Linked DNA regions of Homo sapiens: region 2 is linked to region 1. The links are chromatin contacts, found by Hi-C or POLR2A ChIA-PET in ENCODE. All regions are on one chromosome and are shown on one strand. Each heading gives the region's core, a stretch centred on a gene start or an enhancer-like site at or near the end of the contact. The rest is flanking DNA. Distances are from core to core; before and after follow the strand shown. Region 1 overlaps TEAD1 (TEA domain transcription factor 1). Region 2 overlaps TEAD1 (TEA domain transcription factor 1).

What was found. A loop is a pair of places that touch in the nucleus more often than their neighbours do. ChIA-PET counts read pairs that join two places held with the same protein, here RNA polymerase II (POLR2A). Pooled maps may share reads with other maps.
Region 2: a map of Calu3 shows a loop between it and region 1 (7-fold over the local background). The contact joins two enhancer-like sites. A Hi-C loop is called at or near these places in 4 of 168 maps with a recorded cell type or tissue (Caco-2, Calu3, PC-9 and 1 more), 1 of 37 single-sample maps with no recorded cell type and 5 of 50 pooled maps. POLR2A ChIA-PET finds 5 or more read pairs at or near these places in 2 of 52 experiments (BJ and H1).

What each region holds. Positions count from the first base shown.
Region 1 is chr11:12,888,012-12,890,858 of GRCh38, reverse strand. The region is part of intron 9 of TEAD1 (TEA domain transcription factor 1); the gene reads right to left. Among named protein-coding and RNA genes, the nearest start is that of TEAD1-AS1, 33 kb to the left of the region's middle. RefSeq lists an enhancer at 1,440-1,948. Within about 2 kb of position 1,363, at least 19 of the 41 ENCODE cell types and tissues checked have a DNase peak (open chromatin) inside an H3K27ac peak, as active enhancers do.
Region 2 is chr11:12,722,634-12,725,767 of GRCh38, reverse strand. All of the region lies in intron 2 of TEAD1 (TEA domain transcription factor 1), which reads right to left. Among named protein-coding and RNA genes, the nearest start is that of TEAD1, 50 kb to the right of the region's middle. RefSeq lists a silencer at 1-106. Within about 2 kb of position 1,252, at least 22 of the 41 ENCODE cell types and tissues checked have a DNase peak (open chromatin) inside an H3K27ac peak, as active enhancers do.

The DNA of each region.
Region 1 (2,847 bases), core at 114-2,613:
CAGGAGGTGGAGGTTGCAGTGAGCCAAGGTTGTGCCACTGTACTCCAGCCTGGGCGACGAAGCAAAACTCCATCTCAAAAGTAATTGAAAAATATTCTGACTCCTGTTAGAATTTCAGTAGAGTCCAAAGCACTTAGTGAGCACATTCTCGCAAGCTTGATCCCTGTCCAGAGCTCTGGCTCAATTTCCTTTCACATTACTGTAAGACATTCAGGTTCAGAAGCATTTGTGGAGTGCTCAGTATGTTCAGGGATATTACTAAATGTAATCATCACAGTAAGCATGGCAGCGATCCTGTTATGTCCACTTAAGACAGACTGGAAACTGAGGCTGAGCTGCGGTAATCTGCCCCAAATCTCAAACAGCTGCTAAGAATTCTAGTATCAGTCACCTCTTTGCTGCCACTAGAGCATGATGAAAGATAGGCTCTAAAGCAGCGGTCCCCTTTTTGGCACCAGAGACTGATTTTGTGGAAGACAATTTTCCATGGGTTGGAATAGGAACTCAGAGGAAACCCAGAGTAACCATCTACCCAATGTGGAAGGCCCTCAGAGGTCTGGCCTTGCTTGGGGAGCTCCTACTTTGCAGGCAGCTGTTTTTAACTTTTGAACTTTGTCTTTATTTCTTCAAAAGTACAGTGACATGGTTAAGAATACAGAGTGGTGGTAAACTTTGGCACAGTCACCGTTTTTGGAGGTAGAGCTTGATAACTTTATTTAACGTTTCTGAGCCACGGTTCCTTTATGTACAGACTGGACATAATGCTCAGCATACTAATACAGAGCTCATAAGTGCTGGTGATGATCATTATTGACATAATATATAAATAAGTTGCTTGGCTGGGCACGGTGGCTCACACCTGTAATCCCAGCACTTTGGGAGGCCGAGGTGGGTGGATCGCTTGAGCCCAGGAGTTCAAGACCAGCTTGGGCAACATAGTAAAACCCCATCTCTACTAAAAATACAGAAATCAGCTGGGTGTGGTGGTGCATGCCTGTAGTCCCAGCAACTTGGTAGGCTGAGATGGGACAATCCCTTGAGCCTGGGAGGTCGAGGCTGCAGTCAGCTGTGATTGTGCCACTACATTCCAGCCTGGGCAATGCAGTGAGACCCTGCCTCAATTAAAAAAATAAAAATAAAAATAAATGAGTTTCATATGTTGAGCAAACGTGTGCCTTCCCTGATCGGGTTTGTTCCTCTACTGTATCATGGAACTTCTCTTCTGCAAGGCAGTGAGTGCTTCCTCAAAATCTAAAGAGAACAATCTCTTTGCCTCTTTCTCCACCCCCAACTCTTCCCTCCTCTGGTTGTGTAACTCCCGCCTGAGTAAATCCTTTCTGTGCTTTCTTCCTGGCTCCTGCTCACTATGGCATCCAGACCACAACAGGCATGAGACACACAGCCTGGTGACCGGGCAGTCTGAGCAGGCAGGGGTTTGCCAGCTGCTGCCCTGGTGGGGGGCTGGAGGAACCCGCCGTGCCCCAGAATTGAGGTGGAGGCATCACTCCAGGCTTTATCAGGAAAACCACTCCCTGTGTACTTTCAGGATTCAGCTGACAGCTCAGCCAGGCCGGGTTTTCATCTGCCTAACTTGGCCTCCAGAAACTGGACCCTGATTTCAGGGAGGCCCCTTTTAAATAGCCCACCCTGGGTGGAGGATATCACACTTAACACTTGAGATCCTTTGATATGCAACACTGAAATCATGTAGAAAGTATATTTCCAACTAAAATAGTCTTTGTTTTTTACACTCTTCCTTCCTTTCTTCACCCTCTGCTGTTTTTCTCTTAGCTTCCAGTAGAGCCAAAGGTAACAGAGGGACTGACTCGCTGGTTCTCCTCCAACATAAACCACCACCAACTTGGGGAAGCTGCCGTCTGGTTTACACATGACACAGAGCCAGCAGGGGGCGATCATCCCCCTAATTATTCTCCCATTAGCTCCTTACGGCCCTGGGCTACAAAAACAGACTACTCATCAGCTACAAATGGACCGTATAGCCTTTTGGTCACTATCTCAGGATGTGGAGTCAACAGACCTGGATCTGAATCCTACTTCCCATGTCAGCTGGCTGTCTAACACTGGGCAAGCTACTTCATAAGGATTACATAAGATAATGCATAGTGTTGGCATACAGAAAATATTTAGTAAATGTTGGCCATCACTATTGCTAGGAGTGGTGGGGTTGTGAGGAAGTCTTCAATGTTGGCAAGGGTGACATATGTGGTGAGCCAACGAGTAAATTTCAGAAAATGCTGGTTCTAAGGCCACTTCAGACTAAGGAGGAGATAAACTAAGGTTCTTCTCTTGGCTTTGGTGGTACCAAAGTATGCAACCATGTCTTTTTTTCAGATGGAGTTTCACTCTTGTCACCCAGGCTGGAGTGCAGTGGCGTGATCTCAGCTCACCGCCACCTCCGCCTTTTGGGTTCAAGCGATTCTCCTGCCTCAGTCTCCCGAGTAGCTGAGATTATAGGTACCCTCCACCATGCCCAGCTAATTTTTGTATTTTTAGTAGAGATAGGGTTTCACCATGTTGGCCAGGCTGGTCTTAAACTTCTGGCCTCAAGTGACCCACCCGCCTTGGCCTCCCAAAGTGCTGGGATTACAGGCGTGAGCCATCACACCCAGCCAGCAATCATGTCTTATCTTGTCTTAAGAGATGCTACAGGCAGGCTGGGGTGCAAAGCTGGCTACTGTAAGGCAGCATCTCTCCAAGCCTCTTCTGTAGAAGGGAATAGAATAACCTACCTCACAGAGCTCAATAAAGATGAAAGAAGTCACTAATGACAAATAGCATGGAACCTGGCTACATAATTTCTTTTTTTGCCAGCACTACCTATAAGTT
Region 2 (3,134 bases), core at 3-2,502, 160 kb after region 1:
AAAACTTCTTAGACCACAATCTTCAGGGTTTCTTTCTCAGACCACTGCAAACATTTTGCTTTTAAGTCTCCAGAAAGCATCCTGTGAATTTCCTGTTATTCTACTGAACTACAGAAATCTGTATATTCACTCACATATTTTTTAATTTTTTTTTTAACTGATACGTAATACTTTACGTATTTATGAGGTGCATGTGATATTTTGTTACATGCATGGAATATGTAATGATCAAGTCAGGGAATTTAAGGTATCCATCACACTGAGCATTTATCATTATTATGTGTTGGGAACAATTCAAGTCCTTTCTTTTAGTTACTTTGAAATACACAATACGTTGTTGTTAACCATAGTCACTCTAGTCCGCTGTCAAACTCTCACATGACTCTTGAAGAGAATTTATATATTTCTTATGCAGAAAAAGTTTCATTTTGTCCTTAATGAATGAATGTTATAAAGAAATTGTAAGGTCAGGTTTTAGACTCTAAAGTCCAAGGTTTTGTCCCCACTACCTTTCCACCGGCTAGCTGCTTGATCATGGACATTCCATTTAACCTCTGTGCACCTCGATTTCCTCATCCATAAAGTGGGGTAACAATATATCCAATTCAGAGTTGTTTTAATGCCAGAAAGCCTTACACACTGTAAAGGGCCAAACCAACTTTAGTTACTGTGTAAACTATTTCTTCTGAGGCATATCAACAGAGTGACAACACAGCCACCACCAAGCCCAGGCCTGGGGAACTCAAGCAAAGGCCAGAGGAATCCCATGTGTACTCCCAGGCTAAAATCAACCAGGCCCCAGAATCCACAGCCTCATAAAGCAAAGCCCCAGGGCACTGCCCAGGATCAAGGTTAGGGAGCAGCCCCGGAAGCACAGGCCTCGCCAGGTGAACCAGGCACCTGGCCTGGCAGGTGGGGAAGGCTGCCTACTGGAGCACAAAAGACCAGTACAAAGGAGCCAGCCTTCCAAGGAAAGGAGGGGCGAGGAGGAGAGGGCAGGGAGAGGATGGGAATTCCCATCCCAGAGTAGGGCCCCCACTGAGCAGGAGGTTCTGCCCTCAAGACAGGCCAGGGAGCCGGAGAAACAGCCTCACTGGCCTGTTCTTTCCCCTGCAGTGTTTCAAAGGCACCTGAACTTTCCCAAAGGGGTTCTGTCCATTTCAAACAGGAACTAGGCTTGCGTGTGCACGCGCATTTTATGATTTCAGAAGAAAGCACTCGCATTCAGAGGATGAGTCATCAGCACTCCTTGTCAATTTGCCAGCGGCCTGCCCCTCTTCATTACAAACATAAAGATAAAAGCTCTTGCACTACATTAGCTGGCATACGCCTCCACAGACAGTACAAATAAATTAATTGTGCCTCATCTCAAACAGCCCGAGAGGTGTGCGGGAAGGGAAAATGTGATCCATCTTGTTTCATTAACAAATTAAATTGAAATCGAGCCTCGATCATTCTACTTTATGTACATAGACCCAGTTATTCTGCCAATATCGGATTCTCCTACTATGCGCATAGTGGGGCAGCATTACGGAGAGCCCACGAGCTCAATAAACTACGTGCACACCCAAGAGAGTGTGTGTCTTTCTCAGTGTTTGTTGCGGAGGGGACAGTGTGGCCTCAGGGGCCACTGGAAGGCTAGACTTGGGCTTGGCATCACCATGAAGGAGCCTGGGGAATAAGAATCATCTATCAAATGCTGAGCACCACTGCAAAGGGGAATGTGTTTCAATCATTTACCCCAGGCAAATAAACAAACCAGTTCAGTGGCCATGGTATGTATAGGAGAGTAAAAGAGTTTGTCATCAAGCGAACTCTGTCATACTGAGGATGGCGAGCATTCCAGAAAGAACAAACTTATTCAAGACCAACTTGAAAAACAAGTTGGGCTCCCTTGCACCACAAGCCAAGATTACACCCTCAAACACACCTTTCTAAGATTTCGTGGGAGACGTTTGCTTTTGCAAAGCAGTTACAGGCAATGTGTTACAATACTGTGATTTTCTTTATCCTCACTCTGTACTACATAATTTAGGCAACCTACATTTTATAAGTTGAAGGAGCATGACTAAAAGCTGATCCTTTTATGTTTTATCTCCAAAAAGACAACAACAGGGCTTACAGGGGAGGAGGGAAACAGGAAATGGGGGGATGGTAGAGGGAAAGAACAAAGGAGAATCTAAGGAGAAGAGGAAAAGCCCCGCTACTCTCCAAATACCGCCCTATTAACTTATGACCTATAAGGAAGTTAAAATCACGAACAGTTAATCCAACCACAAAATATGTCCAAAGTATTTATTTTACAGATGAATTCTGGGTTTGGTTTTTGTTAGTTTGGTTTGTTTTTTCGCTGTAAAATTCAAGAGTCTGAAAAGCTCTACACAGAAAATCTGACCTCAACCACAGCTAGGTCCTGACTGTAAGAAAACAAAAATACTAAGTAAAATCTCAAAACATAGTAAGTAAAGCCATACTCAACCTTGTCATAATCCAAGAAATATCAATTAAACGATGTGCACCATTGAGCCAAACTTTTGTAAAAATTATACTATCTAGTGCAAGCCAAGATGCTGAAATTGGTACCTTCACGCACTGCTGGTGGCATCATAAACTGGTACAACCCTTTTGGAAAGCAATTTAGCAATATCCATTGAGAGCCAAAAAAATAATTGTGCCCTTTAACCCAGAAATCCTGCTCCTGGGAATTCACCCTAAGGAAAAAATCCACAATAAGCACAAGGCCATATCCCAAAGTATTACTTATAATAGCACAGAACTACAGAAAAAAAAAAATCTAGATGTCCAACAGTAGATGAATGGTTAAGTAAATTCAGCCTGTGGGATGATAGATTGTAAGATCATTAAAAATCATCTTGAAGACTACATAACCATTTGGAAAGCATTTACTTAAGGTTTACTGAAAAGAGCAGAATACAAAATTGAGCCTACATATGATTACAGATACAGAGAAACATGCCTGCATACAGACAAGGGCTAAAAGTTAAAATGAAAACAGTTGTGTTAGGGTACTGAGCTAGTTCTGGATGAATTTTTTCCCTCTTTTGTTTGACTGTCTTTTTTGCGGTTATAGTGTATTTTTGTGAAAAAAAAAAAAAAAGAAAGAGAGAGAAATC